Regions from separate parts of the Homo sapiens genome. Here regions 2 and 3 are each linked to region 1. The links are chromatin contacts, found by Hi-C or POLR2A ChIA-PET in ENCODE. All regions are on one chromosome and are shown on one strand. The core of a region is the stretch at or near the end of the contact, and the rest is flanking DNA. Distances in the headings are between cores, read along the strand shown. Region 1 holds the start of LINC00652 (long intergenic non-protein coding RNA 652). Region 2 holds the start of RBBP9 (RB binding protein 9, serine hydrolase). Region 3 has its middle 140 kb from the start of SLC24A3.

Evidence for each region. Hi-C counts contacts between places; a loop is a spot of excess contacts on that map. ChIA-PET counts read pairs that join two places held with the same protein, here RNA polymerase II (POLR2A). Pooled maps may share reads with other maps.
Region 2: a loop to region 1 is called in a map of B cell, with 26 times the contacts of the local background. The contact joins the promoter of RBBP9 here to the promoter of LINC00652 in region 1. A Hi-C loop is called at or near these places in 13 of 168 maps with a recorded cell type or tissue (B cell, CD4-positive, alpha-beta T cell, CD4-positive, alpha-beta memory T cell and 7 more), 7 of 37 single-sample maps with no recorded cell type and 27 of 50 pooled maps. POLR2A ChIA-PET finds 5 or more read pairs at or near these places in 12 of 52 experiments (CD4-positive, alpha-beta T cell, CD4-positive, alpha-beta memory T cell, CD8-positive, alpha-beta T cell and 8 more).
Region 3: a loop to region 1 is called in a map of GM12878, with 2.3 times the contacts of the local background. The contact joins the enhancer-like site here to the promoter of LINC00652 in region 1. A Hi-C loop is called at or near these places in 1 of 168 maps with a recorded cell type or tissue (GM12878), 11 of 37 single-sample maps with no recorded cell type and 7 of 50 pooled maps. POLR2A ChIA-PET finds 5 or more read pairs at or near these places in 1 of 52 experiments (GM12878).

What each region holds. Positions count from the first base shown.
Region 1 is chr20:18,792,520-18,796,298 of GRCh38, forward strand. It overlaps LINC00652 (long intergenic non-protein coding RNA 652), which reads right to left and starts at 2,065. Exons shown (of 4, transcript NR_026883.1): 1 at 1,649-2,065; 2 at 1,146-1,284. LCDR (lysosome cell death regulator) reads left to right here and starts at 1,530. Exons shown (of 1, transcript NR_026885.1): 1 at 1,530-3,546. RefSeq lists an enhancer at 1,206-1,745.
Region 2 is chr20:18,495,568-18,499,346 of GRCh38, forward strand. It overlaps RBBP9 (RB binding protein 9, serine hydrolase), which reads right to left and starts at 1,658. Exons shown (of 5, transcript NM_006606.3): 1 at 1,502-1,658; 2 at 271-313. The coding sequence starts at 1,600. RefSeq lists enhancers at 1,211-1,260, 1,431-1,590, 1,443-2,007, 1,611-1,660, 1,761-1,820.
Region 3 is chr20:19,073,420-19,077,198 of GRCh38, forward strand. No RefSeq gene overlaps it. Among named protein-coding and RNA genes, the nearest start is that of SLC24A3, 140 kb to the right of the region's middle. Within about 2 kb of position 1,977, at least 4 of the 41 ENCODE cell types and tissues checked have a DNase peak (open chromatin) inside an H3K27ac peak, as active enhancers do; they include GM12878, where a contact is called at or near this core.

The DNA.
Region 1 (3,779 bases), core at 815-3,314:
CCCAGGCTGGAGTGCAGTGGCCTGATCTCAGCTCACTGCAAGCTCCGCCTCCCAGGTTCACGCCATTCTCCTGCCTCAGCCTCCCAAGTAGCTGGGACCACAGGTGCCCGCCACCGTGCCCAGCTAATTTTTTGTATTTTTTCTTTTTTTTTAGTAGAGACGGGGTTTCACCGTGTTAGCCAGGATGGTCTCGTTCTCCTGACCTCCTGATCCGCCCACCTTGGCCTTCCAAAGTGCTGGGATTACAGGCATGAGCCACTGTGCCCGGCCACTTTTCTCTCTTTTTTTGTATCCTTTTCCCATGACTTCTTTACTATCTCTTCCCCAATCAGTATTTCGGTATCTATCTATGACTATCTATCTATGACATCCATCTGTCTATGACTCAGACCTGGGCTGAACTATATACTCGCCACATAGATTCTGCAATTAATATTCTGCTGTATTTGTTTTATGTATATGTCTACCTACGCTTGTATACATCCATCAATCCATCTTATTTTTTGATGCTTTTCAAATAAGTGGCAGACATCAGTGCTCTTCACCCCTATGGTGAATTTTGACAAATGCATACACTCATTATCCCTGAAGGTGTCCTTAGGCCCCTTTCCAGTTAAGTCTACCCCCAACTCCCAAGGTGAACTCTATTCTGATTTTTTTCCCACCATAGATTAGTTTTGCCTGTTTTAGAACTTCATATAAATGAAATTGTACATGGTGTAATCTTTTGTGTCCAGCTTCTTTCATTAGCAAAATATTTTCAAGTACCTGTGTTGTTATAAGGGTCCTCATTTTAAAACGAATAATTTGACAAGATCTTTGCAAACTGATCTTTACTTTAAAATTTTGGACTTCTCTGATGTGTATGTAAATACAGTAACCACCTTTAAATTAAATAGCCTAAATACAGTAACCACTTGAACTAAGCCTCTGAAACAGACATCTCTCCCATGTGTCTGTCAGACCTTGTCTTTCTGTTTTCATGCTCCCCACATCCCCCTACCTTGTTTAGCATTGATAAACATTTCAAAACTGCAGAGGGAATTTATCATATTTGTCTCAAGGGCACAGCGCTTTTGATTTACTGTGTTCAGTAAGATGCAGGGGGCTAACCAACCTCTTAGGATTAACTGCATTTGACTTACCTTCAAAAGGTCATCAGCAGTACATCCTTAGTAGGCCTCACAATAGTGTGTCCACAATACGGGTTAGTGGGAGTGATTGAAAGGCTTGGAGAGTTGTCCTTCTGGGTTTGCTCTGGTTGGGCGATCAGAGTCCATAGCACTGGGTGGGAAAACATGAAAGAAAATAAGTGAAAGTGACATGTTCCTCCAGAATAGCTAAAGGTCAGCGCTCACCCCATTCAACCACTGTATTCCCTAGACTTAGCATGAGGCGGTTTCTAAAAATCAAAGCCACACTTAGCGTGGTAATGTGGCTTTGTACCATGTCAACCTAGCTAAGCGGGAACTACGTTTCCCAGAATTCCTTGCCTGTAGGTTTCCGGGGTTAGCACACGCCACGTGACCTGATGCGGGCTTCGTGAGGCGGAAGTGACGCAGTGTTGTCGTCTCGTAGGCTTGAAAGGTAGGTGCCCGACATTAGGGACTGTCGCAGCCCGGGGAATTGTCCCCATCTGCTGGCTTACCTTGTGGGCGTGGATCCCCTCTAACTTTCCTAATTCCCGGGCGGCCCGCGGGCCTGCGGCAGATTCAGCTCTCAGGACTCCACTTTCAGTTTCTTCCACTTCTGGGGCAGGCTGCTTGTCCTGCCACTCTCAGGCCCCCCACCAGACACGGCAGCAACAGCTGTTCCTAAGTGTTCAACTCGCTCCTTCCCGCAAATGTAGAAGCTCAAATCCCTATAGCAAATTCCATATTCTATGTCATTCTTAATGCTTCCGTCTCTCTGGTTGAATCTAGATTGGATACAATCAGTGATGCACATTTACCAGACAGAGGATGTGCAGCGTTTACTGTTGATTTCTCTCTTTTCCTCCCTATCACCTCAGTTTAGTTCCAGGATCCACACTCCTCCACCATAGTCAGGAGATTCAGGGAAAGTTGGCAGGGTTCAGCTTTCAAGTTGACCCTTGATGAACCATGGTCAATCCTGTTAAGAGGCGTGAAAGCCAATCCCAGCCAATGAGACTGGGGAGAAATCACTGAAGAACTTGTGGAAAACAGACCCTCTGGATAAAAGACACGTGTGGGGAAAAAGGGGCTTTTTAATGTTATTCTGGATGTTTCCCAAAAGTACTGCTGCTGCCTTGCCTCCCTGACAGACACTGGCCTTAGGATGACATGCGGCAGGAAGGAAGGACGGATCTGGGGTTTTTCAAGACTCACTGAGATGCACAAGGAACCAACCCTCAAGTAGCCAACTCGTTCCTGTTTGCATGTGTCGACTGAAAAGAATCAAAATAAACAAAATATAACTATTTCTAAGAGGTTACAACTTGCAGGCAGGAAGCAGGCCTCTACCTGAGGCCATAAAGCATACTTTGAAGGAGAAAAGGTAGGTATTTATGCTAGGTGGAGAGGTAGGATATACGTATTCTGTAGCATACAGGAGAAGCCTATGAAAATTCATGGAGGAAACTCGTTAGAGACACGCACTGGGCTTACATATGAAGAATATCCAAAAGCGGATGACCTGTGTTCACTCTGGGGTGAAGATTTAACATTTAAATGTATTATAATTAGGCTGTAAATGCAAAAAGGTGAAACATAGGGCACAAGTTCACGATCTGTGCAATCTCCAGAGACCAGTCTGATCTAGCCTGCAGCTGGCAGTCATCTGTCAAGAAGGGGCTCTTTGTAGCCCAGAGTAGCTGTCAGGTTGGAACCATAAAACCAAAAGGAGGGCATCGGCGGTTAGGTGAAGAAAAGAAGTCTTTTGGCCTTTTTTCCTCTTCAAGTCAGCTTTTGATAAGATCTAGTAATAATAAGGGGATGGGTGTGGCTGCAGGTGGGACATGTCGGTTCTCTGTCCTGTCACAGCTAAGAACTAAGAACTTTAGAGTCTTTCAGCCATAGAGGGTCCTGTCATCCATTGAAGGGATCAGTCCATTGGGATTTTGCCAGTTTTAGCATTGATGCTGTGTCCTGGGAAACCCCTGAATACTTATCATAGCAGAAGTTCAGCCACTGTAGCCCTACCTCAGGACCGCTTTTATGGGAAAGAATAATTCCTTTAACTGCTTGAGCCATTTGAGTTGTGGCTGCTTTTGGTACTTGTAATAAATTGAAAGCATCTTGAATGTTCTGGGACAGTAAAAGAATGTGCCTTTGTTTCTGACAGCAATTATAAAATCAATTATATGTTTATATTCTAAAAAATGTTTTGAGTAATGCTGACATCATTGGAAAAGTGCATCACTTAGAAAATGTATCTGTGTGTCAATTTTGTTTGTTCAAAATCAGTTTCATTAATTTGTGGGAAGATACACCTTGTACATTTTACCTAATTAAAAAAAATATTGCCAGTTGAGTATACTTGTGATATATTCAAAGATAAATAAACTTTTTCAATTTTAGATATTCATATGTCTTTGGGCCTTTGTTTAGTTTTGTCCTAAAATAGGAATGCTTTTATATGGGCCAGATTCCTGCAGTGATGATATCTGGGAAGGAAGGGAGGGCATGATCTTTGTTCTATGTGTTTAAAAGTCTCAAATGAGTTACTGGGATGTAAAAAATATATTCGCACATGAGTTTGGTACAGTTCGGTGATTTTTTTTTTTTTTTTTGAAAGAAAGAAAGGTTTCCAAGGCTTGA
Region 2 (3,779 bases), core at 408-2,907, 300 kb before region 1:
ACCCAAGAATGATCAATAAATAAATAAATAAATAAATAAATAAATAAATAAATAAAAATGACAAATTCACAGAATTGAAAAAAAAAAAAAAAAAAGAATTTTCTATGGCTTTTGGTTCACACCCTCCTCCCCAAGCTGCTTGCCTTATTCTTTCTTAGGTATATAGGCATCTTTGGTTCCTCCACTATGATATTCTTGTTCTCTACCACAAAAATGGTAATATCAAAACCCAACAAGATGAGGCTATTTAAAAACAAGTTTAAAACTTACTTGGGTCGGGCATGTTTTTAGCCAAACACTGGAAACCAGGTATCTATGATATGAGGGGGGAGAAAAAGCTATAATAAAGAGCTTAATTACAACTAATACTTTGCTAATAAGAAATGAGGCACCTGATATGATCGTTACCAATTCAGTATTAACTTGTGTTATGAAATGAAGTAGGTTAAGTGACCATCTTTTCGCATGAACTCCATCTGTAGTTCTGTATCTAGGCAGCTCTGCTGATCTCTATAGAGAGACCTATATCTGCATTTGTACACCCATATTTGCCTCTACAGGCCTGCATCTATAGAGAGGCATGAACAAATGTGTTCTAGACAGACTGACCTGGAGCCAAATAGACTGTGTTCCAGGGAGTAGGTAAAACGTGGCACAGGAACGTGATACAGAAATTTGGAGACAGCATACTCTCAGAAGCTCCAGCCCTGACCTTTGGGGTTGTAACTCTGACCAGGGTTTTCAGCCACAGCGCTGCAATCTATTCTGGAGACCCGCTCTAGAGGACAGCAACCCAGGGAGCCGACTTACCGCCTGGTTACAGAAGAGGGTTAAAAAATAAAAATCAAACGGCACAGGTCAGCCTACAGTAAGATGCCACTTTTATAAAGCTCACCAAGAAGCCAAATAGAACAGTCTGTTGTTTAAAAGGTATATTCATAGGTTGAAAAGTACTTCAATTTTAAAAAGAGAAGCAGATGAAAAAATTCAGGATGGCACGGGACTGAGATGGGTAGACATAAGGGTCGTTTGGAAGATGATGTATAGGCAATGTCCCAGGTTTTAGTTTGGTAATTCATTACATTATGCCTCATAATGTAGACGCATGTTACGTATATCCTTTGTATATATTAAGTATAGCATATTTAATTTTTTAAAAGCTGAAGCGGGAAGCAGTGAACATGTAAAATTATCTGGGAAGTCCCAAATCTGAACCAGCAGCAGATACGGGGGGCGGGGCTCAGGGGCTCAGCCTCGGTAGTTCAAAGGGGTTCCTTTAACTCTAAAGGCTGAGCCCTCAGAGAAGTCTTCCAGGCAGTTTTACCAGTCAAAATTCGACCACTAGCTCAGACTTTAAGAGAAGGCAGCGGGGGAGAGGCAGGAAAACACACAGGGCTTTGCTAGAGGGGATTAGACGCCTATTCAAACTTCAGCCCTCAGTCCTCTCCCGCCGTCCCTCCCTCCAGGCTGACTTCACGGAGCAGCGGCGTTGGGCGCTTACCTTCTCCAGCTCCTTTTTCACCCAGCCATACCAGCCGTGGGTGGTCACATCCCCGCCTCCGTTCCCGGGAACAATCACTGCCTTGCTAGGAGAAGCCATGAGTGCAGCGAGGCCAGAGTTCCCCAGCGCGGGTCCAGCGGAGCTGAGCCCAGCCTGCTCCCGCAGGGAGCCTGCGCCGCGGCATCCTGGGAGTTGTAGTTGCGGGGACCTGGGAGGCCGGGCTCTTTCCTCCTTGGCCTGCCTTCCGCTGGCTGCGTGGGGCAGCCAAGAACAAAGCCTGCGAGCTTCCATCAATTGTAAAGCAAAGCACCCTTTACTTGCCTCTTACTAGTGCTCTCATGTTTTTCCCTTATTTAAGACAGGCTATGACACGGTTGGGGTGTGTTATTTCTTTGCTAGATTTACTGATATTTCTATAGGAAAGTTTGTTTTTGGTTTCAAACATGCAGAAAACCCATTTATAACCTGGGAACGCCTGAAATCCATATTATTTTTCCTTCTGAGTTTAAAACAGTTTTTAGTAGTCAGTATCAGCCCTGGTTGTTGTTTTTCATTGCTTTGAATGAAATTTCCTTGCATAAAGCTACTAACCCAAGTAAAACAAGCAAAAATTTAATTAAATACCAAGAAAATACTTCGTCAGATTTTCATATTAAACCAGCTGATACTGAAATTGTTTAAAATAGTTTATAACCAATGCTTAGTCCCATATTCCTGGGAAGACAAACAAAGCTTCATGTACATTTGGTCACCGGGTGGGCCATTTAAACATTTTGTAAGGGGATTTCATTCAATTGTTATTTGAATTCCAATTTGTCATTCTGGTTGTATAAAAGCTTTCCCATGCAAGAGGGCTGATGTTATAACAGTAGATTATTATGCTACAGTGTATTTTCCCCCGGTAAAGAAAGCTTTTTATGGTTTGAATTTTCTGGAAACATTGGAGAAGACTGTCCTTGTCATCCACACTACAACAAAACTTCAGGACCTTGGGCTTTGGGTTCATGGTCTCGCAAATGAGAACGGTCCCTCCACACTTTTGGAACAGTGCACCCATTGGAACTTTTGAGGTAAAGCTACCCTGGGAAATTTCTCCCAAGAAGAAAATGGCATCCTTGATGTGAACAGCTTTTCCCAAGTTCACAGATTAAGACTTCTACTACCATGAAACTCTTATCTTTCAATATTTTTTGTCTTCCTTATGCCTCTACAAACAATAGAAGTGGAAAAGGGGTCTGTTATGTGCACTTATGGGGTATACTTTTATTTGTGAAGGAGTTTGCAGCCAGCCTTATACATGGATAAACTTAGACTTTGATAGATAAAAGATGAAGGCCCGAAGTAGGTAAGAAACTTTAATGGTACATGCATTGCTTCATAATCAGTCAAAAACAAAACATTGGTTCACTCCTCTAACCCACATCATGGGTTAAAGAAAACATTGCCAGTAGGCCTTCACTCTTCTAGAAAGGCATCATTTGTTAGGTCCTTTTACCATGGTTTGAAGTAAAAGAAGCAATGATTAGAAATGTATCCCTCATTGGCTGGGCGCGGTGGCTTACACCTGTAATCCCAGCACTTTAGGAGTCCGAGGCAGGCAGATCACCTGAGGTCAGGAGTTCAAGATCAGCCTGGCCAACATGGCAAAACCCCATCTCTACTAAAAATACAAAAATTAGCTAGGCGTGGTGGCAGGTGCCTGTAATCGCAGCTACTCAGGAAGCTGAGGCAAGAGAATTGCTTGAACCCGGAAGGCAGAGGTTGCAGTGAACCAAGACTGTGCCACTGCACTCCAACCTGGGCGACAGAGCAAGACTCCGTCTAAAAAAAAAAAAAAAGGAAAAAAGAAAAAAATAAATTCAGTGGTAGAGGATTAACGAAGAAATTGCTTAGTCAAGTGAGTAAACCCTTTATCTAGCTCATTCTTTGATCTATTTGATTTTAGGAGGTTTGGTTTATCGGGGCCTTGGGTTTAGGAGCATACCCCGAACTCTTGGTGTTATCCTCCCAATATTTATAATAATAGTCTCCCTGGTGTGCTGTATTCTCTCAAAGGTTTTAAATGTTTGCACGCGGTCATCTCTAGAACGTCAGATGTTCTCTCTTCAACTGGAATGACAAAAGCTGAAAGAAATGTGCAACCATGAGAACACCAAAACCTATAAATGATGTGCTGAGACCGAAACCCAAAATGATGGTAACTGAGAGTGGCGCTAAGGCCCTAAGTTTTGGTCACACTCTCACCTAAGTGAGAACCTGACCAAAAAGGGGGAATTTT
Region 3 (3,779 bases), core at 727-3,226, 280 kb after region 1:
TGGGAAAATGATAGATGCTCATGTTTACCCCCATCTCACCAGATATTAGGTTGGTGCAAAAGCTATTGCGGTTTTTGTAATAGTTTTTAAGCACCTTGAAAGCACCGATGGTTTGTTACATTCCTCTGATGTTCCTGTGCAAGCATCAAATAGTTGATATTTAAATTTAATTCAATAAATATATGTTGAGACCATGCTGTGCCCCAGGCACCATGCCAGACACTGGGATACAGCAATGGATGTTTGCCTAAAGGAGGCTTGTGTGACTTGATGTAAGCTACCCCATAACCCTTGGGGCTGTACCCAAGGGGGGCTTCTATGCTGATCTTTGTCAACCACTAGAGGGCAGAAGAAGGGGCCCTTTTCCTGAGCCTGTAACATCCCCAGAGGGATGGCACCGGGAGTGTGAGACCAGGCTCTAGAGAGCTGAGACCTAAAAGGGAGGCAGGGATGGGAAGAGGGCTCCTTGTGATTATTTCTGAGTGGTGTTCTTGGGGGTGGTTTTTTTTTTCTCTTCCCAAGGCATTCTGCAAATTGGAAAATCACTCAGTCATGCTAATTGTGACAGCGTGAGACCTCTGTCAAATTACTGTGGTGCCTGTGCTCTGGGGAACATTGCCTTTTGAGCTGTAAAATGTCTTCTTTTACAGTAATGAACATCTTTTAGCAGCATAAGAATGCACCAGGGGGTTCCCAAGAAAATGGAATAGGTGGTTTCTCATGGGTAGGTTGCCCTACCCTCAACTTGATCTAATTATAAAATGATTGGATTTTCCTTAGATAATGGAGATGATGAGGAAAATCTACTTCATATTATGAGCCAGAGCTTCAGACTGTGGCAGTTTGTTCGTCCTTGGGCAATTGTGGTTGAGTAGCTAATTGAACAGCTTTGGGCTTTGAGAAATAGCCATACGCCTTTATCTCCTTCTCAATTTTCTCATCCTTTTATGTTTATTAACCTCTAAGCATGGTTGTTCCATCATGAATAAGAAAATTCTGAATCTTTGTTTTCCTTCTCCAGAAGGGATTTCTATCTGCAGTGGAGTGAGCCCAAGTTTACCACCAGGGACTAACTGGCAGAGATTCCTGGAGCACCTGCATGATGTGGGGGGCTTGTTGGCATTTGAGTCAGGAGGAAGTGGAGATCTGAGGCTTCTCAGAGTGAGCTTCAAAGAGTCAGAGAAAAGGTTAAAAGTCCTGTAGTCTTATTTATGTGAGACCTCACAACTAAGGTGACCCTTTAAACTTCCCATGGAATTACTGGCATGAACAACTTGCTACATTACTTTGGAATTATATCCTAGATATTTTAGAAAAATGTCCAAGCAATGCACGACATTGAAAACTGCTTATTTCCAACCATTCGTTGCTCAGTCACCAAGTGCTGGCCATTGCCTAGATCCTGGGAGAAGCGGAATGTTTGTTGGTTAAGAGCGTGGAGTTAGACTACTTGGTTGTGGTCTGTGTAGGGTGCAGGGCAATGGGAATATTTGAGAAAAACCTTAAGTTTATTTCTACAGTCAGAAATGTGTTCCTCCATTGGAAATCACTTCATATTTTTAGAGGAAGTGAGAGAGATGTGGAAAGTGTAGATAGAAAATTTTAGTATGATTGATTGCTAAAAAAAATTCCCCCGGAAAGCTATTTCAAGTAGAAAATGGTGTTATGTGGTCAGGTTGGGGCAAGAAAAAAATGAAATACACCAAGATTCTGAAGAGAGCAGAACATGAAAGATGAGCCATGATTCTTTGTAGCAATATCACGTGCTGGAAGCGTCCTGTTGTGGTCACTTTGTCCTTTGTGTTAACTCCACATCCCCCTGCACTTCCTGTCCCCTCCCACAGTTGCCCAACTCGGAAGCCCTCAGACAGGTCTCCGTGTCTGTCAGCAGCTCTGCCCTCAGGGCTGAGTGGCACCTTGCAGCACTGGCTGGATCCTGAGCAGTTCCTTCCTGTCAGCTGTTGGCAAATGCTGCCTTTTGAGCAGGACTCACCTTCCTGCAGCGTGGGAACTGGGGGTGGTGTCACCAACTGTTGGACTGTGACAACTGGCATGGCTAAGAGTATAGAAAGTATCTCCTACCCTGTCCTGCTCTGCCCTTCAAGCCCGGGCACTTCTTCCATTCTCCATTGTCCAAGGTCAAAGGAAGGGCTGGTTGACTCTCAGCAGTGGGATTCCCTGCCTGCCTGGGTACCCTCCCCAGCCCAGCTTCCTTCTAGGAGGTTGGAAACAGGCCCCGGCGAGCCTGGTGCCATGTCTTCATGGGAGTTGCTTACGTGGTACACCAAGCCCAGGTATAAGAGAGGGACCAGAAATGTCAACTGTTTTCTCGGTCCAGGATTTCTCCTTTGCAATGCCTGGAAGGATTTTTTTATTTTATTCTTTACTCTTTCTATTGAGACGTAACATGCATAAAATGCCTAAAATGCACTTAGGAGTGTACGGTCCTTCTACACCTGTATAAATAGCACCCAGATCAAGATTTGGAATCCTACTAGTATTCCAGAAGGTTCCTTATTTTCCTCTTTCAGTCAATAACTCCGCAGGCAACTACCATTCTGACCTCTATTTTCATCAGTTAGTTTTTCCTGTTTTTGTCATCGTATGAATGGAATCATGCCATATATACCCTTTTGTGTCTGGCTTCTGTGCTACTATGAACACTCTTGTATATCCTTTTGTATAGCATGGACTCTTTCTCTTGGGTGCATGCTAAGAGTAGAATCACTGGGCTATAGGTCCGAATGATGTATTTTGATTATGTTAACTTAAGCATGTGCGAGTTGGCACAACAAATAACACAGCTATAAATAAAAGTAGCTATGAATAAATTATAAGTGAGTGCCCCAGCTTTCAATCAACCACACTACCAAATGGAAGCATATTCATGTCATGTCAGGGAAAGGTGATGGCTACTGATTGCCTGGCTTTGAATCTTTGCTCTGCCACTTCCCTGCTCTGCCACTGGGAAAGGCCACGTCAGCCCACTATGCCTGAGTTTCCTCATCTGTAAAATGCTGATACTATGGCAGTACCTATTTCCTAGCAGCAGGAGTGCCTATTTGACACCCAGAGATTATTTCAACACGTCCTCCTCTATAGAACAAAATGATTCAATACTAACTGCATAGTAATACAAAAAATAACAAATTTCTTTATGTGTTCATTAGTTATGAAGAATTTTTTTTTTGAGATGGAGTCTCTTTCTGTCACCCAGGCTGGAGTGCAGTGGTGCTATCTCGGCTCACTGCAAGCTCCGCCTCCCGGGTTCAAGCCATTCTCCTGCCTCAGCCTCCCAAGTAGCTGGGACTACAGGTGCCCGCCACCACACACGGCTAATTTTTTGTACTTTTAGTAGAGATGGGGCTTCACCATGTTAGCCAGGATGGTCTTGATCTCCTGACCTTGTGATCTGCCTGCCTTGGCCTCCCAAGTGCTGGGATTACAGGTGTGAGCCACTGCGCCCGGCCAAAAAGAATTAAAATGCAATTTTAATAGTATTATTCAAGTTTGGTGAAACACTTTATGTATGAATTAAAATTTTCACTTATTAAGCAAAATCAGTATGCCTTGTCCTTTGCATTCAGTTTTGCTGTTTTAAATCTTAAACACAAAAGCTCCAAGTGGTCACATGGGATTGGAGTGACTCAAATTTTGTCTTGGTCTTCACAATCACTGTGCTATCCATATATATTTAAAATCTTTTGTTTATGTGCAGGCATTGGAGACACACACTGAGCTCCAAGGCCCAAGCACGAGGAAGGATTCTGAATAATTAT